Linked DNA regions of Homo sapiens: regions 1, 2 and 4 are each linked to region 3. A link is a contact called in ENCODE Hi-C or POLR2A ChIA-PET data. All regions are on one chromosome and are shown on one strand. The core of a region is the stretch at or near the end of the contact, and the rest is flanking DNA. Distances in the headings are between cores, read along the strand shown.

Evidence for each region. A loop is a pair of places that touch in the nucleus more often than their neighbours do. ChIA-PET counts read pairs that join two places held with the same protein, here RNA polymerase II (POLR2A). Pooled maps may share reads with other maps.
Region 1: a pooled map shows a loop between it and region 3 (9-fold over the local background). The contact joins the promoter of PDCD1 here to the promoter of RNPEPL1 in region 3. A Hi-C loop is called at or near these places in 1 of 37 single-sample maps with no recorded cell type and 8 of 50 pooled maps. POLR2A ChIA-PET finds 5 or more read pairs at or near these places in 1 of 52 experiments (activated CD8-positive, alpha-beta memory T cell).
Region 2: a map of naive thymus-derived CD4-positive, alpha-beta T cell shows a loop between it and region 3 (5-fold over the local background). The contact joins the enhancer-like site here to the promoter of RNPEPL1 in region 3. A Hi-C loop is called at or near these places in 4 of 168 maps with a recorded cell type or tissue (CD4-positive, alpha-beta T cell, CD8-positive, alpha-beta T cell and naive thymus-derived CD4-positive, alpha-beta T cell), 1 of 37 single-sample maps with no recorded cell type and 8 of 50 pooled maps.
Region 4: a loop to region 3 is called in a map of naive thymus-derived CD4-positive, alpha-beta T cell, with 9 times the contacts of the local background. The contact joins the promoter of DTYMK here to the promoter of RNPEPL1 in region 3. A Hi-C loop is called at or near these places in 2 of 168 maps with a recorded cell type or tissue (CD4-positive, alpha-beta memory T cell and naive thymus-derived CD4-positive, alpha-beta T cell), 4 of 37 single-sample maps with no recorded cell type and 20 of 50 pooled maps. POLR2A ChIA-PET finds 5 or more read pairs at or near these places in 1 of 52 experiments (PC-9).

Annotation. Positions count from the first base shown.
Region 1 is chr2:241,855,049-241,861,593 of GRCh38, forward strand. PDCD1 (programmed cell death 1) reads right to left here and starts at 3,846. Exons shown (of 5, transcript NM_005018.3): 1 at 3,715-3,846. The coding sequence starts at 3,790. LOC124908032 (a long non-coding RNA gene) reads left to right here and starts at 4,024. Exons shown (of 2, transcript XR_007088436.1): 1 at 4,024-5,029. LOC105373977 (a long non-coding RNA gene) reads left to right here. Exons shown (of 2, transcript XR_924076.2): 2 at 615-1,228. RefSeq lists an enhancer at 3,052-4,014.
Region 2 is chr2:241,606,878-241,613,227 of GRCh38, forward strand. The region is part of intron 2 of THAP4 (THAP domain containing 4); the gene reads right to left. Among named protein-coding and RNA genes, the nearest start is that of THAP4, 27 kb to the right of the region's middle. RefSeq lists enhancers at 1,587-1,756, 2,663-3,164, 3,165-3,665, 3,882-4,402 and a silencer at 3,115-3,684. Within about 2 kb of position 3,459, at least 21 of the 41 ENCODE cell types and tissues checked have a DNase peak (open chromatin) inside an H3K27ac peak, as active enhancers do.
Region 3 is chr2:240,565,963-240,572,330 of GRCh38, forward strand. It overlaps RNPEPL1 (arginyl aminopeptidase like 1), which reads left to right and starts at 2,522. Exons shown (of 11, transcript NM_018226.6): 1 at 2,522-3,152. The coding sequence starts at 2,625. RefSeq lists silencers at 489-728, 2,239-2,498, 2,529-2,588, 2,729-2,918, 3,159-3,208 and enhancers at 2,969-3,607, 3,479-3,658, 3,608-4,246.
Region 4 is chr2:241,685,377-241,691,714 of GRCh38, forward strand. It overlaps DTYMK (deoxythymidylate kinase), which reads right to left and starts at 1,439. Exons shown (of 5, transcript NM_012145.4): 1 at 1,278-1,439; 2 at 393-501. The coding sequence starts at 1,407. It also overlaps a transcript of ING5 not described here. RefSeq lists silencers at 1,029-1,338, 1,386-1,648, 1,399-1,928.

The DNA of each region.
Region 1 (6,545 bases), core at 2,596-5,095, 1.3 Mb after region 3:
TTTTCCTGTCTGGCTTGCACCAGCCCTCAGCCACTGGGCCTCAAGCCAGGACCCTGGGCTCCTGTTCCGCCCCCCCCAACCCCCCTATTTTGGAATCCACCCCGGGGAGCAGGTCCAGCTGGGCCCCTCGGCCTCCCCTGCCTCCACCAACTGGCTGGGTGGGGTGGGGGCTAGACCTCGGTGTCTGCAGTTCAAGCAGCCCCCTCTCCCACCTCCCCCAGCCAGTCTCAGAGACTGGCTCCCACCCAGTGTGGGGGTGCTGGGTGGCGACCCCCACGCAGGGCCTGCCTCACCCCAGTCCTCAGGCCACCTCCTCCAGGAAGGCTTCCTGGCCTCCCTTGGCTGGTAGTGTCTACTAGGAAGGTGAATATTCAGAAGTGACCACTGGCTGGTCCTGGATCAAGTTAGATTTGGGGTGTTTCTATGGGATTCCATTGTTTCCCCAGGTGCTCCCTCTCGGATCCACGTAGGATCGTGGGTTGATGAGAGAGGGCTGTGCCCTATGCAGGGTCAGGAGGGAGACAGAGCCCATCCCGGGGCTGTGGAACAGGCCTGTGAGGTGGCGGTGGGGGTGCTCCCGCAGAGAGACCGCATTACAGGACATTGCTTTCCAGAAGCGCACAGAAGAAGGCTGCCTGCCCCGGGCGGAGGAACCTGCTGGCCCAGACCAGACCCGGCATCTCTGACCGTGGTCCCATTAGGGACAAGGAAACCGTCCCACGGGCTGTGCTGGGATGAGGACAGCGAGCTTGTCCCTAGAGGACCTGGCAGGGGTGAGGAGTGAGGTCTTCCAACTCCTCACAGTCGTGTGTGTGTGTGGAGGTGGGAAGGGCTGTGGGCCGAACCGTGTCCCCACAGATTCCTATGTGGAAGTCCTAACCCCATGACCTCAGAAGGCGGCCTTATTAGGAATAGGGTGACGGCAGCTGGGACTAGGTAAGATGAGGGCACAGGGCTGGGTGGCCATTGACCAGCAGGCCTGGCTTCCTGTACAGAGTCACCCGTGCAGAGATGAAGGCAGAGCCTGGGGGATGCTTCTGAACCCAGGAACACAGAGGGTGGCCACAAAACCCCCCAGCCAGGAGAAGCTGAGCAGAGCCCTCTCGGAGCACAGGGAGCCGACCCTGTGGCCCCTCGGTCCTGCATGTCCAGCCCCCCACGGCGGGAGGACAGGCTCTGTTTTTAAGCCACAGCCGGGAGAGGCTGAGCAGAGCCCCTCAGAGCACAGGGGAGCCGACCCTGCGGAGCTCCATCCTGCACGTCCAGCCCTCAGTCGGCGAGAGGGCAGGCTCTGTTTAAAAGCCACTCGGTCGGCGGAGCTTTGTCATGGCAGCTCCAGCCGCCCAGTCCCCAAAGCAAATGTGTCAATATTCTTAGTTATTGATTCTAGGTGAGGGATATTCATTGTTTTTAAACGTTTTTGTATATTTTTCAAAATAGTCCGTTTAAAATCTGACTTCAAAAGTTTGACTTTAAAAATCAGACTTTAAAAATATGTGTCATGGAGGCCAGATGCAGTGGCTTATGCCTGTAATCCCAGTACTTGGGGAGGCTGAGGTGGGAGGACCATTTGAGCCCAGCCTGGGGAACATAGCGAGACCCTGTCTCTAAAAAAAATGGAAGAAATTAGCCTGGCAGGGTGGCACGTGCCTATAGTCCCAGCTACTCTGGAGGCAGAGGTGGGAGAATTGCTTGAGCCCCGGAGGTCGAGTGAGCCGAGATCACACCACTGCACTCCAGCCTGGGTGACAGAGCAAGACCCTGTCACTAAAAGAAACAAACAAAAAAGTGTCAGGGGCTGGGCTGGGTAGTTTTCACAGATGACCCGATTTAATCCTCAGGACGCAGCCTTGCCAGGAGGCGTCCTCACCCATGACCCAAAGCACACGGAGAAGTCAGTAAGGGGCCAAGTCCTGTCGAAGGCCCAGAGCTCAGCAGTGGCAGCGCTGACTGGAGCTCACAGTGGTCCCACGCCAAAGCAGAGGCTCTTATTTATGCTCCTGCCCTCGGACGGGGCCAATAAGCAGCCGGGTTGGGGATATCTCATAAAACACAAGGGAAGCACACACCTGAGGTGGGAGTGGTGGCCCCGGGAATGACCGAATGGCGAACGCAGTGAATAGATCAGGAGGGAAAAGAGGCATCCTGGAATGAAGACCACTGCGGCCGGGGTGGCCACATCTGGGTCAGGACCCACAGGACCCCAGTCATGCCCACTGCGCCTTGCTGAGTGCCCTGTGCTGTTACCAGTGGGGAAACCGAGGCATGCCACCTGTGAGAGTCTTGTCCGGCACAAGCGCGGGCACCTGAGGCACGAGTGTCAGGCTGCGGACACCTTGCTCTTATCTTTCCCGCCTGGGTCGGGGAGGGTGGCGTCCCGAGGGCGTGCCTGAAGAGCCGGGACACGGGGGGAGAGGCTCGGCTCCCCTCCTGCCTCGCTCAGCTCCCCCTCCCCTGTGACGAGCGCCCCTCTGCCCTCTGGTTCCCCCGCAGTCGTCTCCCTGGGATGCCTTTTGGCCCTTTGCTCTTTGCCTTTTGCCCAGAATCTCCAGTTCTGAGTCCTGAGTGACCCACGGGCCAACCTTAAGAGGTGGCGCTGAGGCAGGAAGGCACGGCCCTGACAAGGATGCTGCCTCAGGTGCCGGGGAGCAGGCCCCGGGAGAGGGGCCGAGGTGGGGAACCCCCAGTCGCCTGCCACAGTGAAGGGGCACCAGGACCCCCGGGGCAGGAGCCTCGAGGGGGTGTCAGGGCGGCCCCAGGGGTGCCCCTCATCTTGTCCTCCCAGTGGTGTCACACCCCGGTACCCAGCAGGGCCCAGAGGGACTGTCTTAGGCTTGGCCTGGGTGAAACCACCCTCCCCAGGCCTTGGCATCCCCAGGTGCAGGCTGGCTGGGCACAGAGGGCCAGCCGGGCACAGAGGGTCCAGGAGCGGGCTGTGGTCACAGTGTACACAGAGGGCCCAGGGTCACGGGCAGCCCAGGAAGAGGCTCCCTCTCTCCTCGATCCGGGAGAGTGAGGCCAAGGCCTCCCCCACGGATGGTCTGAACAGGGCTCGGGGAGAGCCCTGGAATCTGGGCAGAGACCCAGGCGGGCACAATCCCCACCCAGGAGGGATCCTGGAGACAGAAGAACTGTCCTCACTCGAACAGGTACACTTTGGATATAATGAGAAAAATATCACCAGCTCATCTAAACTTTGACGTCGTAAAGCCAAGGTTAGTCCCACATGGGGCTCATCCCATCCTTAGGAAAACTCGAGTGAGGACCAAGGATGCCTGGGCAAGGCAGAGCCGCCACGCAGACTCCCCACGGCCAAGGTTTGGGGTTCTGGCCAGCCTGACCCGTCATTCTACAGAAACACGCAGCCCCAAGGACCGGCTGAGAGGGGACAGAGGTCCTGCCTGCCCAGGAGCAAAGAGGGGACTTGGGCCAGGGGAGGAGTTGGGGCCCAGAGAGGAACCCAGGAGTTCGAGCTGCCCAAAGCCACACAGCTCAGGGTAAGGGGCAGAGCTGGGGGCCAAGGCTGGGCCTGCCACAGCACCCCCCGACCTGCCAGGGACTGAGAGTGAAAGGTCCCTCCAGACCCCTCGCTCCGGGACCCCTGGGCTGCCAGGGCCAGGCCCGCCTCAGCACCCCCCGACCTGCCAGGGACTGAGGGTGGAAGGTCCCTCCAGACCCCTGGCTCTGGGACACCTGACCGCCGACCCCACCTACCTAAGAACCATCCTGGCCGCCAGCCCAGTTGTAGCACCGCCCAGACGACTGGCCAGGGCGCCTGTGGGATCTGCATGCCTGGAGCAGCCCCACCAGAGTGCCGCCTTCTCCACTGCTCAGGCGGAGGTGAGCGGAAGGGAAACTGTCCCAGGTCAGGTTGAAGGGAGGGTGCCCGCCCCTTGCTCCCGCCCCCTCTTCCTCCACATCCACGTGGGCGAGAGTGACAGAGGCAGTGCTGGGGGAGGAGGGGTGAGGAGGGGGTAGGACTGGGGAGAGGGTGGGGGAGGGAGAGAGAGACAGAGACAGGGAGACAGAGGAGATGGGGAGGAGGTGGGCCCGTGGCCCCCACGCCCTACCCCGTGGGGGTCTCCCCAGCTCAGGGCCCCTTCCTCCTCTGTGTCTCTGCTCACTGCTGTGGCCTCTTTCCATATCCCGCCCGAGCTGCCCCTCCTGAGGCTGCCGGGTGGGGGCAGGCCCTTCTCCTCCCCCATCCCCCCCATCTCCCTGGGGGCCGGGCCTCCCTGCCTGGGGAAGGTGGGTGGCCCCCTCTGGGCTCAGGTTCCTGGGCTGCAGTGAGGGGTGGGCTCAACCCCACTCCCATTCTGTCGGAGCCTCTGGGAGCCTCCCGGCTGCCCACAGCCTCTGCCCCTGCTGGGGGCAGGTGCCTGGCCTCTGCCTTCCCGGCCCATCCCCCTTCGCTGGGGCACAGGTGACCCTACTGAATGACAACTGTCCATGGCTAATCGGCTCCCCCTCAAAGCTTCCACCTTGTGGATGGCCTCACACCATGGCCACAGTTCCAGATCTTTCCACCGTGTGATGCCTGCAACAGCCTGACGGGGGGGCTGGGGCGGTGGCAGGGGCTGGCTGTGAGGCTGACCTCCCCTTCCAGCCTTGACCTTCTTCCCCGGGGCCCTGCCCTCCAGCCCACTCGTGCCAGGGTGGGGTGGTTCAGGGGGTCCAGTGCCTGGGCCTGGCTGGCGGCCCGGCGTTTGTGAAATGGCTTGCTTATCTCCTTGTATTCTGTGCTGAGCATTTTATTACAGCGAATGGAAAACAGGAGAAATGAAACTGCTGATATTAGTGATGAGATGCGTCAGGCTCATCAGCTTAAAATAACCGAAGCGAGGCTAGAAACCGCCTGACAGCTGGCGCGGCTGCCTGGCTCCGAGAGACACTCGGCCCGGCTCTGAAGGGAAAACATTAAAGCACCGAAACAGTGGAAAAAGAGCATCAAAGATGATGTCTGCGAGGCGCGGCCACGGCGAGGAAGCTCTCGTTTATGAACAAAGGGCCACTCCCGGGTCTCAGAGATGTGAGGCTGTGTGGGTGGCTTGGTGGGGAGGTGGGGGGGGCCCAGCTGGCCAGGTGGGCTTGGCGGGGGGCCCCCAGGGAGCCTGGCAGCACCCACTGTGCTGCCAGACAGCTAAGGTGGCCCGCAGCAACTGTCTCCTGGCACACCCACCCTTGTGCCTCAGGGGCTGGGGCTCTGGGGCTGGAGAACTGTTGGTTGGTAGGTGCCTCCATAGCCCTGTGCCTCGCCCAGGCAGTGGATAAGTGGCTAAGCTGCCCCTGCTGGCTGTACTTGTCCTGAAGGCAGATTCTGGACAGAACCTCCCTCTGCCCCCAGCCCTGTAGAGCCTTGTTCCAACCTCTGTTGAATGCTGTCTCTGTTCCAGGGCAGCAGTGGGCCTTCCTCAAGGCTCTGAGCTTTGTGGGACGAAGCTGTCCTCTGAGGACTGGGAATGCCACTGTGTGGGCTGGAGGGGAGGCTGGGCCCAGGAGGTGGGCTCTGAGATGGGAGATGCTATCAGACCCCTGGAAGGTCTCCTCACCACCAAGGCCCTGCCCCCAAAATTCCACCTGCCAGGGCTTGGACACATGTCCTGGAGTAGGGGGCGGGCACAGGGAGAAACCCAGCTTCCATCCTACCCCTTCCTTCCTTCTCCTTCTCCCACCCCTCTCCTCTCTCCCTGCAGTTCTTCCCTGTCACCCACTCTCCTTCCCTCCTCCTCTCAGTCCCACTGAAGGCCCCTGGGCCATGGGAGAGGAGACCTGGTGGGGTGGGCCCAGCGTGGAGCCAGGGGACTGCGGCCACTGAGGCCAGGGCTGCCTGATGGTCTCTCCACATTGCTACTCGCTGGAGCACCTGCAAAGAGACACATGGACCCAGGGAGGGTCTGCAGGGCTGCGAGGGGTCTGAGCCTGGAGAGCACAGGGCCTGCAGGGATGCAGGCATTGGGCATTGGGCCTGGACTAGTAGGCTGAACCTACAGGGTCCTGGGACCCCACCCCGAAGCAGATAGGCGGTCCCAGGGCTCAGGTGTGGGGTGGGGACTCATGGAGCCTGCACCCCAATATCACACTCCAGACCACTTATTGACACCCTCCCCCAAACACATACGGTGTCCCCAACACACGATTTCCAACACACCACACCCCAACACACACAGTCCCCAACACACACACAGTCCCCAACACACACACAATCTCCAACACACACAATCCCCCCACACACAATCCTCAACACACACACAAAATTCCCAACACACACAATCCCCAAAACATACACAGTCCCCAACACACACACAAAATTCCCAACACATACAATCTCCAACACACACAATCCCCCTGCACACAATCCTCAACACACACACACAATTCCCAACACACACAATCCACAACACACACACAATCCCAACACACACACAACTTTCAACATACGTAGAATCCCCAACACACACAATCCTCAACACACACACAAAATTCCCAACACATACAATCCTCAGAACACACACAATCCTCAACACACACACAATTCCCAATACACA
Region 2 (6,350 bases), core at 2,209-4,708, 1.0 Mb after region 3:
ATAGCTCAGGGGTCCTCCATGTCCTACAGCAAGGCTGAAAGCAGCTCACACGGGAGGCACGGTGCCCTGGCGTGAAGAGTGTGTGAAGGAGACAAAGAGCATCAGGGAGAAAATGAAAGGGGATGCAGGGTCTCGGAGCAGCCAGAGTGTGAGGGCCCAGGGGCAGGCGGGGTTTAAAAGGGAAGTAAGACCCCGCTTCCCTGAGGAGGGGCTGGGGCTTCACAGCAGCCTGTGTAGTGGCCAGGAGACCCCTTTAGAAGGTCTCCTGTGGGGTTCAGTCTCTCATCCCACTAAGTGTGAAGGATGACACCACAGGCCTGGAACTCAGAGGTGGGGGTGCAGTGACAGGACAGCAGGGAGGGGCCGCTGGGTTGGCTGTTCTGCTGGGCGAACTCAAAGGGACCCCTGCTTCCTGCCTCGCTCAGCAAGGACTGGGTGCTCCCGAGCGGCTTTTCAGGATTCACTCACATGACCCTCACCCTGGCTGGATGCACGGGCCCTGCTCTTACTCATTTTCTAAGGGAGACCTGTGCGGGGACCACAGGAAAGCCCCACTGCATGCTACCCATCAGGGGCGCTGGAAGAGAAGGACTGATCCCCAGAGGCAATCCCAAAGACCTGCTTCCCAGGCCTGCTTAACCCTCAAGTCTCAGTGCTTCAATTGACAGAACGGACACTGACACCCAGGAGCAGCAGCAGGGACAGAAGCAGCTCTGTGGCCGCACAAGCCTCATCTACGGAGCCCAAAGATGCCCAAGCACAGAGACCGGCCTGCACATCAGGACTGACCCCCGGCGTCTCCTCCAGGCCCGCGCAAGCAGAAGACGGACTGACGGGGACAGGATCAGGACTGACCCCCAGTGTCTCCTCCAGGCCCGCGCAAGCAGAAGACGGACTGACGGGGACAGGATCGGACTGATGCCCAGTGTCTCCTCCAGGCCCGCGCAAGCAGAAGACGGACTGATGGGGACAGGATTGGACTGACCCCCAGTGTCTCCTCCAGGCCCGCGCAAGCAGAAGACAGCTGACGGGGACAGGATCAGGACTGACCCCCGGCGTCTCCTCCAGGCCCGCAAAAGCAGAAGACAGACTGATGGGGACGGGATCAGGACTGACCCCCAGTGTCTCCTCCAGGCCCGCGCAAGCAGAAGACGGACTGACGGGGACAGGAGTTCTTGGAACCATCGCAGCTTCTGAAATTACACAACCTTTGGATTATAAATTCCAGGAAGTCTGGGAAAAGAAGATCGGGGGAAAGGAAAGCAAAGGCTCTGGGGGTGGAGGAGACCACGTCCAAGAACAGCTTGGAACCAAGGAGGGCCGCACATGTGGCCTGGCCCAGTGGCCGAGCCCTGGGGCCCAGAGTGAGAACCGAGGGTGGAGAGCAGGTAATGAGCACTCTGCCTGCTGGCTGCACAGGGCAAACATAGGTGACCTGAAGCAGGAGAGTGGGAGAGTCCGCTCCTTTTCCAGACTGGCCTGTGGTCTTTCAGTATTTCCTTTTTTGTTTTTCTTAAATGATGATTTAAAAATTTTTTATATCAGTATTTCCTCCTCAGACTCCCGGTGAAAAGTGGGAAGGTGAGGATGGGAATATTTGGACTTCAATAAAACTTTCCTAATTAGACAATAAGAGAATTTTTAAATCAAGATTTTCGTTGCAATCTTTCACGGAGATAAGGAATAGAAGCTTCTGAATCCAATGTGTGGCCTCTGGAACGAGGCTTGTGATCTATCATAGCTGATCAATTCTTTCATCATTCAACGTGCTGGACACTCTTCCAGGGAGAAGCTGACGGAACAGTCATACATCCCTACGGAGCATACATCCTAGCGAGGGCAGACAATACACAAGAAATGAGTGAATGATGCAGAACTGAATGTACATTAGGAGATGAGGCAGAAAGGGAGACAGGGCTGTTGGGGCACTGTGAAAACCTACCCAAAAGGGACAAGGACACCCTCCCTGAGAAGTGTGCACAGACCAGGCAGGGGATCAGGGTCCCTGCAGCTACCCTGGAGAAGAGCAGACCAGGTGGAAGTGCCAGAGACGGAGGTCCTGGGTACGTAGGCCTGGTCTTGCTGGAGAGGAACAGGAGGCCAGTGTGGCCAGGGGAAGGAGATCCTCACCCCTCGGAAGGGCCGTGACCTTGACTCTGAGCAGACAGAAGCCCTCGAGAAGGCTGAGTGGGAGGGACGAGGTCTCTGACTGCAACCACAGGAAGCCAGGGAGGGCAATGGCAAAAACCCTTGTGGCAGAGGAGGGTGGCCTGGGCCAGGTGGCCGTGGTGGAGGCAGTGGAAAGGACCTAGCTTCTGGATCTATCTTGAAGGCAGAGCCACCCGGATGTGCTGATGGTTTGGATGTGAAACACGTAAGAAAAGATGGTAACGGAGGTTTCTGGCCTGAGCAATTGAGAAGACAAGTTACCATTAATGGAGAAAAGGAAGAATGAGAAGAACCTTGGGAGGTGTGAAACAGCAAAACTCAGTCACCTGGGATAGCCCAAGTCCTAAGATGGGCTAAACAAACACCATAATTTCTCAGACAGCCAGCTATAGCCTTGGAGACCTTTCAGTTTGGTAGACTTTATCCAGCTCAGCACTGAAAAGAAAGAGGCTTTGGGCCGGGCGCAATGGCTCACTGAACCTGTAATCCCAGCACTTTGGGATGCCGAGACGGGCAGATCACCTCAGGTCAGGAGTTTGAGACCAGCGTGGCCAACGTGGTGAAACGCTGTCTCTATTAAAAATACAAAAATTAGCCGGGCGTGGTGGCACACGCCTGTAATCCCAGTTACTCGGGAGGCTGAGGTACAAGAATTGCTTGAACCCGGGAGGCGGAGGTTGCAGTGAGCCGAGGTCGTGTCACTGCTCTCCAGCCTGGGCGACAGAGACGTTTTCTCAAAAAAAAAAAAAGAAAGAAAGAGGCTTTGCAAACCTCAGGTTTTTGGGCCGGCTCTCTGGCCTGTGCGGAGCACACCCCACAGCGACTGCCACGGGGCTCTGGCTCTCCTGGGACCGGGTGGACCCACTTCCACTGGTGAGCGCAGCCTGCATGGGAGCTGAACCCTGTGGGAAGCGGCACCCCGGGCGCTGGGGAGCAGCGATCCAGAGTCCAGGTTCTGAGCTGCTGCACCGGGGCCGCGATCTCCACCCCTCACGCCCGAGTCCCCGGCACGGCCACCACCGGCCCCTGGGTCCCGAGGGCCCCGAGGAAGAGGCCAAGGGGCCTGGCGGCGCCCCCCAGGGTCCCAGTGGAACAGGGGCACCAGGGCCGCGGCGCCGGGCATGGCCTTCACACTCCCCACGAGGCAGGACAGCCCCGGGCTAGGGTGAGGGGCACGCGCCGCAAGTCCTGCCTCTGCTCCCGGGCGGCCCCCTCCAGCCTCCGCCGGCCCCGCCCCGGAAGCGCAGCCCCGCCTCAGGCGCCGCATCTCCGCCCTCTCTTGCGCCTGCGGGACCGGGAGGGCCGCGCTCGCCCCCCAGCGCCAGGGTCACGCCACCGCGCCCTGTTTGGGGAGCGGCAGAGGAGTCAGGGCGGAGGCTGGGCGGCGCTGGGCGGTGGGGCGCGCTCACTGGCTGCCACCTCACCTAGCAGGCGTCACAGGGCTCACTCAAGAGCTCCAGCAAGAGCAGAGGCGGGAGCCTCGCCAGCCCCTCCACAGACCACAGCGACCGCGCCCCTCGGCCCGGAGGCCCCGCCCTCCCCACTCCTGCTTCCCCAGCCACGGGGTCTTCTCCCGGCCCCTCATCTACTTGGCAGACGCCTCTCACCGGCAGCCTCTGCCTCCCCCTGGTCTTTCCCTCCCACCACCCACCGTGGAGTCCTCTCCGGGAGGCCCTGTCCTCCATCCAGCGCTCCTCAGAGGGGACCGGAGAGGAGGCGCTCCTTAAATGGGGAAGAAAGACGGACAGAGCCAGGGACAGCGAGAGACGGGACGGGGACAGAGACACAGAGACAGAGAGACAGGGCCAGAGAGACACGGGGATGGGGCCAGAGACGGGGCCAGAGACAGAGACACAGAAAGGGATCTTACTCTTTCTTCCCTTAAAACCAGCTTCTGGGGGTCTCCGAGGGGGACTCTCAGGTAAGTAACAATATTATCACCTTCCCTCCCAAGAATTAAAAAAAACAAAAATAACGAAAAAACCTTTTCCCTGAACTTGATTTTGAGGGAAAATAGGTCACAGATACAACCCACAGCCACCAAAACACACATACGGATGCTGTGAGAAGTGGTGGGTCAGTGCCTCGCTGGAGGACAGGAGGGGCCTCTGGGAGCTGGGGGGGTGGCCCCTGAGAAGCCTCAGGGTCTGGCCTGGCTCAGAGGCCTGGGGCGGAGTGGGGAGCCCTGGACTTGGGAAGCCTGGAGGCTCTTCTGGCCCCCGCTCTGCCACAGGGAGCTCCTGCAAACAGCAGGCCCAGGGCACCCCACGCGTCTGCCCAGGACACCCCAGGTGTTCGCCCAGGTGCTGAAGGCCCAGGCTGGCCTCCATGCAGGGTTACCCACCACCCGCCATAGAGAAGTAATGCGCCACTCCGAAAGAAAGGGGTGCTGCCGGCTGGACGCAGTGGCTCACGCCTATAATCCCAGCACTTTGGGAGGCCAAGGCGGGTGGATCATCTGAGGTCAGGAGTTCGAGACCAGCCTGGCCAACATGGTGAAATCCCATCTCTACTAAAAATATAAAAAACTAGCCGGGCGTGGTGGCGGGTGCCTGTAGTACCAGCTACTAGGGAGGCTGAGGCAGGAGAATGGCATGAACCCCGGAGGCACAGGTTGCAGTGAGCCGAGATTGTGCCACTGCACTCCAGCCTGGGTGACAGGGTGAGACTCTGTCTCCAAAAAAAAAAAAAAAAAAATTAAGAAAGAAAGGCATGCTGCTCCTGAAGACCTTCTGCTTCTCCAGCAATGGACTAATGGACTCTAAGACACTGCCTGAGTTCAGAGATGGACAAAAGGTGACAAGACACCAAGTGTGAACAAGAGCAGCAAAACATACAAACTGCAAAATGTTGATGGGGCAAAGGTGAAACTAAGAGAAAGGGTCTTGCTCAGTCACCCAGGCTGGAGTGCAGTGGCATGAATACGGTTCACTGCGGCCTAGACCACTGGGGCTCAAGTGATTCTCCCGCCTCAGCCTCCCGAGTAGTTGAATGAAGCTGCTCCATGAAGAAAGACCACTAACTAAACATGTAAGAACTCAGGAGAGAAACGGCAAGGAAAGAGGAGAAGGTGAAACATGACCTGGCAGAAGTCGAGAAAGTAAAAGAAAAAAAATCAAGCCACCACCCAAATGAAGTGGAGATTGGAAGCAGCACAGGGAGAAACAAACACCGGGAAACACAGCGGAACACAGAGGACAGAAATGAGTTAAAAAAAAAGACAAAAGATAGAGAAATGGAAACAAAGTTAGAAGGACGGGAACGCCTGGCACACTGCTGATGGGGACGTGAACTGGCACAGCCTAGTGAAGACCATCTGGCATGTGCCTGAGAGGTTAAGTGTGGAGCAGTGGCCCAGGACTGCCACTCCTGGAGACATGCACTCCCAGCAGAAATGACACACCTGTCCCCACAGGACGCTGCCCATGAATGTTTACAGCAGCACCATTCCCAACAGCCCCAAAGTGGAAACAACACAGATGTCCGTCAACCAATGAGTAAACAAACTGCAGTATATCCAGACAATGGAATGTTATTTGGCCATAAAAATGAAGCACTAATATAAGCTGCAATTCAAATGGCCCTTGACAACACACCATATGAAAGCAATCAGGCTCAAAAGAGCACATATTCTGCAATTCCATTTCTGTGAAAGGTGCAGAACACACACATCTACAGAGACAGAACGTGGGTCAGTGTTTCTCCACAGCTGCGTTCTGTGGCAGAAGACGCTAGAGTCACACGTAGAAGGCGCATGAGGAGGGAAGGTGAGTGGCAAGGATGCTACGGCTGGCCACAGCGATCCTTCCAGATTGCAGGCGCGTGAGCTGGCTCACTGACACGTGCAGTGAGTGCGAGCTACAAACTAGATTCCGAAAACTCAGTCCAAAAAGTCTTCAAATAATTCAATAATCTTATAGTATGGGTGGTTGCCTGTTGAAATAATTTTTAGATAATATCGGGTTAAATAAAATATATTATTAAAATCGATTTCACTTGTTTCTTTTTACCTTTTTAATGTAGCTATTAGAAAATATTAAACTACATAAGAGACTCACTCTCTAGACCTTTTCGACAGTGCAGGAATGGAGTTTTCAACCCTTGGCACCCAAGGAGCTTTGTTTCTATGTCTTCTCCCTGAGGACATTACCAGCAGCTGGATGTCATCAGGAGACAATAGG
Region 3 (6,368 bases), core at 1,272-3,771:
AGGAGGGAGGACCTGGGTCTGCGGTTTCCCCCGCGGCTCAGCCCTGCTCACAACACCCTGATGAAAACCTCGGCTGCCCTTGCCTCAGGGCAGGGCACACCCTTTACCTGCTGACCTGGCCCTGGTGACAAGGGGACAAGGGCAGCAGGGCCCCGGCCAGGTTGAAGGACACCTGTGGGTCACATCAGACCTTTTTAGCCCACCAGCTCCATCTGAGAACTGGTAGCTCCCTGGTCCTCTGTCGGGGTTGGGCGCGGCCCTGTCTGAACACTGCTTCTTCCTGGAAGCTTTGCTGCCCTCCCCAGCCTGCTAAAACGCTCCATGCCCACACCCACCTCCTAGTGGGTGAAGCCAGGAACCCCTCCCTCGGGTGCATCAGGGGAAGGCTGGGGTGCAGATGCCGCGCAGCCACTTCACTGCGCTGATCACCAAAAAGCTGGAGTATGAAAACTCCTGTGGGAGAAAGCCAGGGCTGACAGTCGCGACGTCCAGGCTCCTCTGCCAGGGTTAGAGAAGTCAGAGGTGTCTGCCCAGGCCTGCATGCGGCGTAGCCTCCCGCCGCCAGGGGGCGTCAGGCCGGCGGGGGCGGGGCCTCCTCGGGCGGGGCGGGGCGGGGCGGGGCCGGCGCGAGAGGCTCCCGCGGCTCAGTTGCAGACCCCGCCCCCTCGGCTCAGCCGCGCCTCCCGCTCCATGGGGTGCAGTAGGGCAGCTCCTCACATACGTGCGCGGTGGGAGGCGCTCCCTTGGGCCCCCGGGGAGGAGGTGCCACAGCAACTCTGGACTCCTGTGTGCAGAACTGGCCGCGGAGAGGTGCCCAGGGCGAGACCCCAACCTCTGCTCCCTGAGCCCAATGCGGGGCTCTGGGTGGCAAGACCCCAAGCTCCCTGTGGTGACTTGCCCCCCGGACGGCCAGGCCCAGCTAGTGTGGCACCGCGTGTGCAGAACTGAGGTTCTTCCAGCCAGGAACATGGCCCGGTGGGCTCTGGAGAGCCCCGTAGAACTGGGGGTGCCATCGAAAACAGTCTGCCCTTGGCACTGCAGGGCCCCACCGGGCAGGGCGCTGGGGGCAGTGAGGAGGGTCCCATCTCAGCTGTCTTCCCTGTCAGCCTTGGATGCGAGGCTGATCCACACCTCTGAGTGACTGTGTAAGCCTAGGGGTTCCTGGTGAGTTTGGGATGGGTGCCCCAAGATCGTGGCCGTGTCCCTAAAGAGGGCACGTGGGGACCTGAGGTCCTACGGGAAAACTGAAATGATGCCTCAGTGCTCTGTCCCGCAAACGTGAACGCACACTCTCCCTCTCAGCCTTCCTTCCCGCCCCACGGAAGGAGGGTAGACACAGAGGGTTACACAACGAGGAGACTGAGTCCAGACACAGGAAACACTACTCAGGGCTGACGCTGAGTCGAGTGCGGTACCCGAGTCCAGCCCTGCACGGCCACACCTCAATGGAGCAGAAGAGAGAGGTGTCCTGGGTTCCTGGATAGTTCCCCAGCCCCAGAAGCCCCTTGTCCCTAGGAATTTGAATTCTTACTTGATGACAACAGCGACATCATGGTGGCCCCTGTTATTCCACAGCCTCAAAATTTAACCGCTGTGAGCTCACTAGCAGCTTCTGCCAGGCGAGCACCCCTTCCCTCGGGGCTCAGGCTCCTGGACAGGCTCAGCCTTGGGCAGCCTTCGCCAGGTCCACAGAGAATGGCGTTGGGAAGGGTGGACCTGGCGGATGGGGTGGGGACAGGCGGGCCAGACCCTCCTTCGTACCCCAGCACAGGGCTCCCAAATGAGAGGTCCCCAGCACTGCCCAGAGGAACTTCTGCGATTGTGGAAATGATTCCTGCCTGCTTTGTCCATTAGCCACTCCTCCCAGGAAGACACACACACTCACTCACTCCACCTGCCACGAAGGAACTGAACTTCTAACTGTATTTAATTCGCATCTAAATGGCCACACGTGGTTGGTGGCTGCTGTAGTTGACAGCGCTGCGTGAAGGCTCCGGCGCTTCTCGCACCGCAGGGCCCACAGCACAGACCACACCTGTAGACTTGGAGGAGTGGCAGGGGTGCCAGGAGAATCCTGCCCTGCCCGTAGCCCCGGATGAAAGGATGACATTGAGTTCGCGACGCTGCGCTCCTCGGGAACACGAACCACACCTGGAAGCAGCCTGCCCCTGTGGCCCCAAGGTTCCCGGGTCCCTTCAGCGGCTGCCCCAGGGGCCTGGCCGGCAGTGTCTGGGAGGGAGCAGCGATCCCGCCTCCTGGGATCTCCCGGGCGCCGCCCGGGGAGGAAGCGAGGGGCTGGGGGTGCTGCTCACCCGCTCCGCGCGCCTCGGCTCCCAACACAGCGCCCCGGCCCCGCGCCGCGCTCGATTCCCCGGCTCCCCGCGCCCCTGGCTCCTGGCCCTCCCCGCCCGGCGCCCCGGCCCCGCGCCCCGGCCCCGCGCACAGCGCCCCCGGCGGCGGCCGAGCGGAGCCCGAGCGGGGCGGCGCACGGCGCGGGGCCGGGCCGGGCGGCTCCCGGCGCGACTTCCTGTTGTGCCCGCGCCCCGCCGCCGCCGCCGCCCGGCGCCCCTCGCCCGCGGCCCGGCGCGGCCGCCGCCCATGGATTTCACCTAGTGCCGGCGGCCATGGCCGCGCAGTGCTGCTGCCGCCAGGCGCCCGGCGCCGAGGCCGCGCCCGTCCGCCCGCCGCCCGAGCCGCCGCCCGCCCTGGACGTGGCCTCGGCCTCCAGCGCGCAGCTCTTCCGCCTCCGCCACCTGCAGCTGGGCCTGGAGCTGCGGCCCGAGGCGCGCGAGTTGGCCGGCTGCCTGGTGCTCGAGCTGTGCGCGCTGCGGCCCGCGCCCCGCGCGCTCGTGCTCGACGCGCACCCGGCTCTGCGCCTGCACTCAGCCGCCTTCCGTCGCGCCCCCGCCGCCGCCGCCGAGACGCCCTGCGCCTTCGCCTTCTCCGCCCCCGGGCCGGGGCCCGCGCCGCCGCCCCCGCTGCCCGCCTTCCCCGAGGCGCCCGGCTCCGAGCCCGCCTGCTGTCCGCTGGCCTTCAGGGTGGACCCGTTCACCGACTACGGCTCCTCGCTCACCGTCACGCTGCCGCCCGAGCTGCAGGCGCACCAGCCCTTCCAGGTCATCCTGCGGTACACCTCGACCGACGCCCCCGCCGTGAGTCCGGGGCGGGCGCCGGGGCTGCGGGCCGGTCCGCAGGGCGCTGCTAGCGGCCTCTCGCCGCACGGCCAGGCTGAGGGACGCGAATCTGCGCCCTACAGGTGCCCCCCTCCCCCCACCCCGGTGATTCCCAGCTGTTGCCTGTGAGCCCTTAGGACCCTCGGATAGAAGCCGGAGTCCTGCGGGGACACGGGACAGCATGTCACTCCGGGAAGCCTCCCGTTCAGGTGTCTGGTCCCTGCCTGGGGACATGAGCAGCTTCTGTCACCCACCGAGGTGTACATCTGCAGGATCCTGGCACCAAGGGTTGGGCTGGAGTGTCAGCTGCGGAAGGGCCTCCATGTGACCAGTGCGTGCAGATGAGTCCAAGCCAGAGGCAGAGGAAAGGGCCATGGAGATTGTGATGCTCGGTTTGGGGCTTCCTTGGCCAGCACTGGTGGAGTGTTGAGACCAGTGGGCCCCGCGACCCCAACATAGACACACATAGGCTCTGCAGGGCTTGCACACTGGGTACCCACCACTCCAGAGACTCTGCAAGAAAGGCCAGGTGGCTGAGGCTGGCGCTGTGGCTGCAGCACCCCCTCCACCTCCACCAGTGGGGATGTGTACAGGATGGAGCAGGGCCTTTCCTGCCTACAGCATGGGGGTTCATACTGCATCCCTAGGTGGTATGGACGGCACACATGTGACACCCGACATATGCAAGACACACACAGCTGTGGAGGCGCTGGGAAGTCCAGCTGTCACTGGTCACGGCACATAAATGGACAGGGTGGTGGAGAGGTGGTCGAGAGGCTTCAGGCCACAAAGAGCCAAGGTGACATCTGGGCAGGAAGAACCCAGACCAGTGCACCCCTATGGGCTTCCTGTACATTTCCCAGGAGCCCTAAGCAGGACCTGCCACCTCACCTTTTTCCCAGAACCCCTGTGGGTGTGCAGGCCGCTGGCTAGCCGGCCCCGCCCCTGCTGTGGTATTCCAGGGCTCTGACCGGTGGCAAGTATGCCTCCCAGTATGACAGGTGAGAACTGAGGGATGGGCTTCTCCTTGGCCTTGATCCGTGTTTGGAGCCCACGTGTCTGGTCCGCCCAACACTGGCCTGCAGAGTGGCCGGACCAGGGCCCTCAGCAGGCTGCTGTGAACGGGGCCCAGTGAGCAAGGGTGGCCATTGTCTCTTGGCTTCCTATGGCCTACTGGGTGGCCCTTGGGTACTCTGGGCAGGGAGAGTGGCATAGTCCCCCAAGTCTGCGTGGTGTCAGGGTTGGCAGGCTGTGGACAGGGGGCCTAGCGTCACCTGGCCTGTGAGCCGCCCTACTTGCAGAAGGCAGAGTATTCGACTCTAACCTCAGGCATGCACCTTTGTATGTGAGCGCCATGGGGCTGGGGCCACACGTAGAGTCCCCTTCTCTTCCTGCATGTTCCAGGGACTCAGGCCCAAATCCCTAAGCCTGTCCCTGTGCCAGGGAGGATGCAGCGGAAGCTCCCTGGGAGGCCCTGCCAGTGGGCCCCAGGCCCCCAGAGGCTTTTTGGAGGTGCTGCAGATGCTTGGGCCCATTCCCGCACCCCCACCCCACCCCAGCAAGAACAGCGTTCTTCCTGCCCTGCAGCGTCTGGAGCCCTTCAGCCTTGTTCCTTTTCCACCAGCCCATCAGCACCTGTGCCCGGGTGCCCTGACGGGGATTGGTGCCCCATCTGTGGGGCAGGGCCTGTCCTGTCTGGGGGTCTGCCCCAGCCCCTCACTTCAGGGCAAGTGGGGAGCTGTGGGCCCTGCTGGTATCTGGGAAGACACCCAGGCTACTGAGGCTGTGGGGTGGACATGGGGCAGTAGGGAGAGGTGTGAGTGGGCAGAGCCTGAGAAGGGCCTCAGGAGGGTGAGGCAAGGCCACAGGAGAGGAGTAGTTGTGAGGGGGCCGTGCAGGCTGAAGGGTTGGGGAGACTCCTGCAGGGAGGTTCCTTCATACAGATTCCCAGGTCCCAGCCCCCCCCAAGGGGGAGGCTGCGTTTGTGAATGGCTCCCCAGGTGGGCCCTGAACACCCTGGCAGCCCAGGGCTCAGCAGGAATGGGAGACGCCTGTGCTACCTTGCTGCCCAGCAGGGCCAGGGCACCAACAGGAAGTTTGGAAGAGATCTGAGAATGCTGGCAGGGGTCTGGCCGGGACTGCGGGGGAGGCAGCCCTCCTGGTCTGGGATCCTCCAGGCCTCAGCTGTGGATTCCACTTGTCCAGTCTTAGAAGCATGTTGGGGGCACCTTCTACTCATGGTCATGGGAGGGCCTCTGCACGAAGAGCAATTCAGTTTGCCTTGACTATCTCATTCCGGCAGAGGGGAGGGTGGATACGACGTGCAGGGCTGACTTGGGACGAAGGTGATGTGGCTGTGGTTGGAAGAGGGTCCCCCTCCCAGACTCTGAGCTGCCCTCACTGGAGAGGTCAGAATTCCTGGAAGGAAGATGAGACGGGTGCAGCAGGATAGTGGCAGGAGGGCCCCGGGTGTGCAGGCTTCTCAGTGGGGCTGGGGCCTGGCCTCGGCATCTAGGGGTGAGGAAAGCCTCAACAGCTTTGGTGCAGATGAGAGGTTTGCCGGGGGGGTGACCTTAGGTGGGTAGCAGCTGCTGTGAGCGCACCCATTCCACAGCACTCACCGCAGCCCCCGGCCTCCAGGCAGCGGCCCCAGCCATCCTTCCCTTGGCCGCTCCTGTCCCCTGCCAGCAGGGTCCTCTGGCCTGGCCTCCACTCCCTGCTTGCTGTCCCCTGGCTTGGAGCCTGTCTCTTGCAGGGTCCCTCCAGGCGAGGCTGCCTGGGCTCAGGGTGGCTCTGGGCCCGGGCGTGCTGCCTGCTAGTGCGTAGCCATCAGGAGGCTCTGGCTTCCCAGGTTCCACATCCCAGCCTCCTTTTCCTGACCATGACCAAATCAACTGCTGGGAATTTGGACTGAGTGTGTCCCTACTGTGCCTCAGTTTCCCTATGGAAGCTAAGATAATGCAATGATGGGCTATTCCCTTTTTTCGCCTTGGCGTTAGCTGGGAGATGCCCCTATCGGCTACCTGACACAGGGCCTCCTGCCTGGGTTGGGGTCTGGCCCTGATGACACAGTGCAGGCCACACCCTGGGTCACCTGCCCTGGATGTCTCCCTGCCCAGGCAGGCAAGTGAAGGCTAAGGGGTGGCTATTGGCCCTCGAACCCAGCAAGATAATCTGGCCATTGTCCCCTCCCAG
Region 4 (6,338 bases), core at 189-2,688, 1.1 Mb after region 3:
GCAAAAATTAGCTGAGCATGCTGGGGCGCGCCTGTAGTCCCAGCTACTCGGGAGGCTGACGCAGGAGAATCGCTTGAACCTGGGAGGCGGAGGTTGCAGTGAGCCGAGATCACACCTCTGCCTGGCGACAGAGCGGAACTCCGTCTAAAAAAACCCGAAAAACTGAAGTCTATTAGTTATGGGGTGTGGGGAGCAGGAGGACGAAACAGCATTCATTAGCGCCCTTTGGGAACTAGGGCGCTTCACCACCTCTGCCCACAGGACTGCTAAACAGAAGAACATCAGGCCCAGCACTACTGTCACTGTCATTCAGAATCGAGTGCTGCGTTCACTGAATCTCAGGAGGAAGGAAAGTGGCAAGGGCAGAGGGAGCAGTGTGCAATGGTTTTTACACTTGTTCCCAGCGATTTGCAGAAAAAAGCAGGTGCACCGAGTGATCCTCCACGTCACTTTTCTTTTGCAAGTAGGAACTCAGAAGTTTGCCGATTTCAGTTGATCTTTCTAGAAAAAAAGAGAAACACACAAAATGCAAGTGAGATCAGGCTTTCCCTCTATATTACAATATAGTTTGGACTGAATTTCTCCCGGACTCAAGTCTCACGTTGAATTTTACTTTACTAAATCTCTAGACAGGCTTGGATCTTCTGCGGAAGCCAAAGGAATTTCTCTGAGCAATAACAGCAATCTGCAAACAAGCTGGGATGAAAAATGCTTTAGGAAAAAAGAACTCGGGTAGAAAGTAGAGACTTCAAAGAAAGCATTTATAAAATTTGTGGACTGGGTGGCCAAAGATTAAGGTCAATGCTTCACTTGAAAACTTTTAAATATATGCTATAAAACCCCTGAAAGCGCGAACAGCCATCAAACAAAACACAACACCAGAAAAACCCACAAAAACGAGACATGGATTACAAAAGAGCTGGAGGAGACTTTTGGGGGAGACACCACGGTTTCGCGCGGGTTTACACGTCAGTCATCACCATACCCCGCACTTAAAGACACGCAGCGTGGACCGGGCGCGGTGGCGCGCGCCTATGTTCCCGGCTACCCGGGAGGCTGAGGCGGGAGGATCGCTTGAGCCCGGGAGGTCCAGGCTGCCGTGGGCCGAGATGGCGCCACTGCACTCCAGCCTGGGCGACACAGGGAAAGCCCGTCTTTCAAAATAAAAACCGCACAGTTCACAGCACGCCAGCCGCAGACAACGAAGCGGAGCAAAGAGCCCCTGGGAAGGCAGAGGCACCGAAGGCCGCGGCGCACCCCCCGCCGCGCGCACCCACCCGGGAACCGGAGCAGTTCGGCGCGGTGGCCCGCGGCGCACAGCGCTTCCACCAGCTTGCGGCTCTGCGTGCTCTTCCCGGCGCGGTCCACGCCCTCCAGCACTATGAGAGCCCCGCGCCGGGCCGCCATGACTGTCCACCGCCCGCCGCTGGCGTCTCCACGCAGCCTTCCGGAGCTCCCATTGGCCGGCGTCAACAGCGCGCGCCGTGATTAGCTAGTATTTCCCGGCCTCGGCCAAATTCGAAGGGATTGGCCGGGGCCGGGGCGAGGACGACGCGCGGTGGGACCGACACCCGCGCCTGCGCCCTGGGCCGCGCCGCCACTGGAGCCGTGTCCTGGGCTTCCGGGGCGGAAACTGGGGCCCCGTGTCCCGTGCGGGCCTCCGTCCTCGGGCGAGCAGGGCCCTTCGCTCCGGGAGGGGAGGTGACGCGGCGCGGGCTGGACGGCCGGAGACGCGGGGTCAGGGCGCGGACGAGGGGAGCGCAGGGTCGGAGGGGCTCCCGGACGCTGCCCGCCCAGCGTCGGCTCTCGTTGGCCCCTGGCTGCGCGCAGCGGGCCCGACTCTCAGGGCCCTGCGGTGCCCGCTGCCAGCGTGAGGGCTCCGGTCACGCGGCGCGCGAGACGAACGAGCGAGATGCTTCCCGAAGCGCGGGGCCCAGTGCAGGGGCTCAGCCGGGGCTCCTCCCAAAGCTCACCTGGAGCCCAGCACGACTGCGTTCTGGAAACGCTGTGTTTGACAGCAGGGGCAGGATGGGGGGCTGTGTAGACGCTGGCCACGTGGCAATTGTAGGAGAACCATGGGATCGATAAATGTTCACTGTTGTCCCTGAAGCGCAAAACTGCAGGGCTCTGGAAAGTCCGTGTGTGTGTTTTTGTTGTTTTTGTTTGTTTGAGACAGAGTCTCGCTCTGTCACCCAGGCTGGAGTGCGGTGGCGCGATCTCTGCTCACTGCAACCTCCGCCTCCCGGGTTCAAGCGATTCTCCTGCCTCAGCCTCCCGAGTAGCTGGGACTGCAGGCGGCCGCCACGACGCCCGGCTAATTTTTTGTATTTTTAGTAGAGACGGGGTTTCACCGTGTTAGCCAGGATGGTCTTGATCTGACCTCGTGATCTGCCCGCCTCGGCCTCCCAGAGTGCTGGGATTACAGGCGTGAGCCACCGCGCCTGGCCGAAAAGTCCGTTTTAAAAGATGATGTATACAAATTATAGCACGGAGAGGGAACGGGCAAGTTGTTTCCTCTTTCCATGCCTCCAACTCCTCTGAAATGTGGGTCATGATGATAATAGGAAAAACTGTCTCTGCCATAGAGAGGTGGAAAAAGTCCCGCGAAGTGTCCCCGGTATCTAGAAAGCGCTCAGTAGTGTTTGCTGTTATCTTAGGGATATCAGGCTGCCTGGACATTTCTCAGGTGAGACTTTTTGTTATTTTAGATATCTAAAATACTACTATCTATATGTGCCATATTGTCAGTTGTCAGCTAGACATCACTTTCTCTGCTTAGCAGAAGAAATGGTAGGAACTGCATTTCCCAGAATCATCTGTGTAGCCCTGGATTACAGTCTACCAGACGAGGCACTCTTACCTTTCGAGGCGATTATTCTTGGGAGGCACCCTCAGCCAGAAATATAGATGAAATTCAAAGCTGTTCTGTTTTCAGAACCACCTGCCTCTGATGTAGACCAAGAAATTGCTGGTAGCTTTCTAAGTGTTGAGTTTGCATTGGTTTTTTCCCCATGAGCTCTTGAGACCACCACCCACTTCAGTGCTTTGGGCTGAGGTCATTGGCAACAATTTCCCGGACTTTACTCCCAGCATTTGTGTAAGCTCGCGATTATATTATCATTGCATACCTAGAGTAGCTTTATGTTTTCCAGACTGAAGCCTCCCCAATTCAGTTTGGGGTTCTGGAAGGATATGGGTTATATTGTTATTACCAGTTATGCCCTTTCTTCCTTTTTAATTTACTTTTATTGCTTTTATTTTATTTGAGACGGAGTCCTGCTCTGTCCCCCAGGCTGGAGTGCAGTGGCGCGATCTCAGCTCACTGCACCCTCCACCTCCCGGGTTCAAGCTATTCTCCTGCCTCAGCCTCCTGAGTAGCTGGGATTACAGGCGCCCACCACCACGCCCGGCTAATTTTTGTATTTTTATTTTATTTTTTTGAGATGGAGTCTTGCTCTGTTGCCCAGGCTGGAGTGCAGTGGCGCAATCTTGGCTCACTGCAAGCTCCACCTCCCGAGTTCATCCCATTCTCCTGCCTCAGCCTCCCCACTAGCTGGGACTACAGGTGCCCACCATCATGCCCGGCTAATTTTTTTTGTATTTTTTAGTAGAGACGGGGTTTCACCGTGTTAGCCAGGATGGTCTCGATCTCCTGACCTCATGATCCGCCCATCTCAGCCTCCCAAAGTGCTGAGATTACAGGCGTGAGCCACTGCGCCCGGCCAATTTATTTTTTAATTTAATTTTTTTTTTGAGACGGAGTTTCTGTCTTGTGGCCCAGAGTGGAGTGCAATGGCATGATCTTGGCTCACTGCAACCTCCACTTCCCGGGTTCAACCTATTCTCCTGCATCAACCTCCCAAGTAGCTGAGATTACAGGCACCTGCCACCACGCCCAGCTAATTTTTGTATTAGTAGAGATGGGTTTTCACCATGTTTGCCAGGCCGGTCTCAAATTCCTGACCTCGGGTGATCCGCCCACGTCAGCCTCCCTAAGTGCTGGGATTACAGACGTGAACCACTGCACCTGGCCTACCCTTTCTTCCTTTACGTCAAGCTTAGTGGTGAGACTTCCAAATGGTAATGTAAAGTAGTCTGCTGTCATGTGCCCTGTTCAGGCAGAAGCTTTAAAGGGTGTTTTGTGGTTTGGTCCCTCCCCTTCTGCCCCCAGCATGAACACAGCATGTGCACAGTGAGGGCTGGTTTTTCACCCCAGATCCTGTAACAAAGGCCCATGAAGTACAGCCGTTGTAGCTGATGGGCAGCACCAGCAAGAAGTAAACCATCGTGATTTCGAGTCACTGAGACTTCGGGATCCTTTGTTACCACAGCACAACCTAGCGAACGCTTACAAGTACTAAGAATAGTACTTACTATTCCCTTACATAGATAAGTAATAAAAGTAATATCCTTTTTTCTGATTGATGTCTCCTTATAAAATTCCATCTTGTTGCCTTCCAGAGGATGAAGGGGATTGTAGTAAGGAAGACCACCTTCCAGAGGATGAAGGGGATTGTAGTAAGGAAGACCACCTTCCAGAGGATGAAGGGGATTGTAGGAAGGAAGACCACCTTCCAGAGGATGAAGGGGATTGTAGGAAGGAAGACCACCTTCCCGGGGCTGGGCAAGGCTGCGGTACTGTCTCTCATCAGGTCCAGGAGGACTCAGCAGGCTGATGCAGAGGGACACAGCGCATCCGCCTTGGTGGATGCATGGCTTTCCTGGCTCCCCTGGGACGGGGGAGGAGGGTGAAGATGGAGGGAATCTGGCTGGCTGGGCCTTGTGTACTGGGGGGTGGAGGGCCCATTTGACTGCAGGAATTGCTCAAGCACATAAGCACCTTGAAGTGTGTTACTAAGATACAAGAAACAGGTTTGCTTTTGCCTATTCCAGCATGGTGTACCTCTCTTAGGATACCTTTTAGCACAGGTAGCAGAATACCAGCCAGCCTCCTGTGGCTCACAGCATTAAGATATTTAATCATCTGACATTACATGAAGTCCAGTGTTAGGCAGGCAGGAGCTGCTCCCGTGACTCAGTGACATCAGGTTGGTCCACATCCTAGCAGTTCTCTTGGTGTTCCTGCGTGATCAAAGGATGACTGCCACACCCCAGCCTGCTGACCTCAGCCCTGGCGTGGGCATAGGAGGGTCTGCGTGGCTGAGCATCCAGTGTCCTTCGTACTGCCACTGACAGCCTCAGGCCTGATTTCCAGCACTGTCTGTCCAGGAGCAATGGGAGCAAGAGTCACTCCACGAGACTCTGGAGGCCTGATAGGTGAGTACATCCACTTTATAGGGGAAATGGTGGGATGCTGGGTCTGTGTGGTCAGAGATACAGGTGAAATGGAGTTGGCCACAGGCTGATAATTGCAGAAAGATGCAGGTGAACACATGGGTTCGTGGGTTCATTAGGTTCTCTGCTTGCTTTTTTTTTTTTTCTTTTTTTCCCAGACAGCCTCGGTCTGTTACCCAGGCTGGAGTCCAGTGGTGTGATCTCAGCTCGCTGCAACATCCACCTCCTAGGTTCAGACGATTCTCCTGCCTCAGCCTCCCAAGTAGCTGGGATTTACAGGCGCCCGCCACAACACCCGGCTAATTTTTTGTATTTTTAGTAGAGACAGGATTTCACCATGTTGGCCAGGCTGGTCTTGAACTCCTGACCTCAGGTGAGTCCACCTGCCTCAGCCTCCCAAAGCGCTGGGATTACAGGCGTGAGCCAGCGCACCCAGCCAGGTTATCTGCTTTCTTGTGTTTGAGATTTTCCATTTAAAAAAAAGGACCTGGGTGTTGTGGCTGACACCTGTAATCCCAGCACTTTGGGAGGCCGAGGTGGGTGAATCATTTGAGGTCAGGAGTTCAAGACCAGCCTAGACAACATGGTGAAACACCGTCTCTACTAAAAATACAAAAATTAGCTGGGTGTGGTGGCACATGCCTGTAATCCCAGCTACTTGGGAGGTTGAGACAGGAGAATCACTTGAACCTGGGAGGTGGAGGTTGCAGTGAGCTGAGATCATGCCACTGCACTGCAGCCTGGGTGACAGAGTGAGACACTGTCTCAAAAAAAAAAAACAAAAACAAAAAAACTGAAGGAGCAGGAAAGCTCTTTTGCTAGTCCCTGTTTCTTAGTGTGCTGCAACTTCCACCACGCAGGGAATAAAGTCTCTCACCGTCAGTGGGCTGGGGCTGTCACGACAGACTACCTTAGACTGGGGAACTGAAGCAATAGGCATTTATTGGCTGGAAGTCCAAGATTAAGGTGCCCGACAGATTGCTGCCTGGTACGGGCTGTCTTTTAGAGTTGCACATAGCAAAGAGAATGCTCTGGTACCTCTT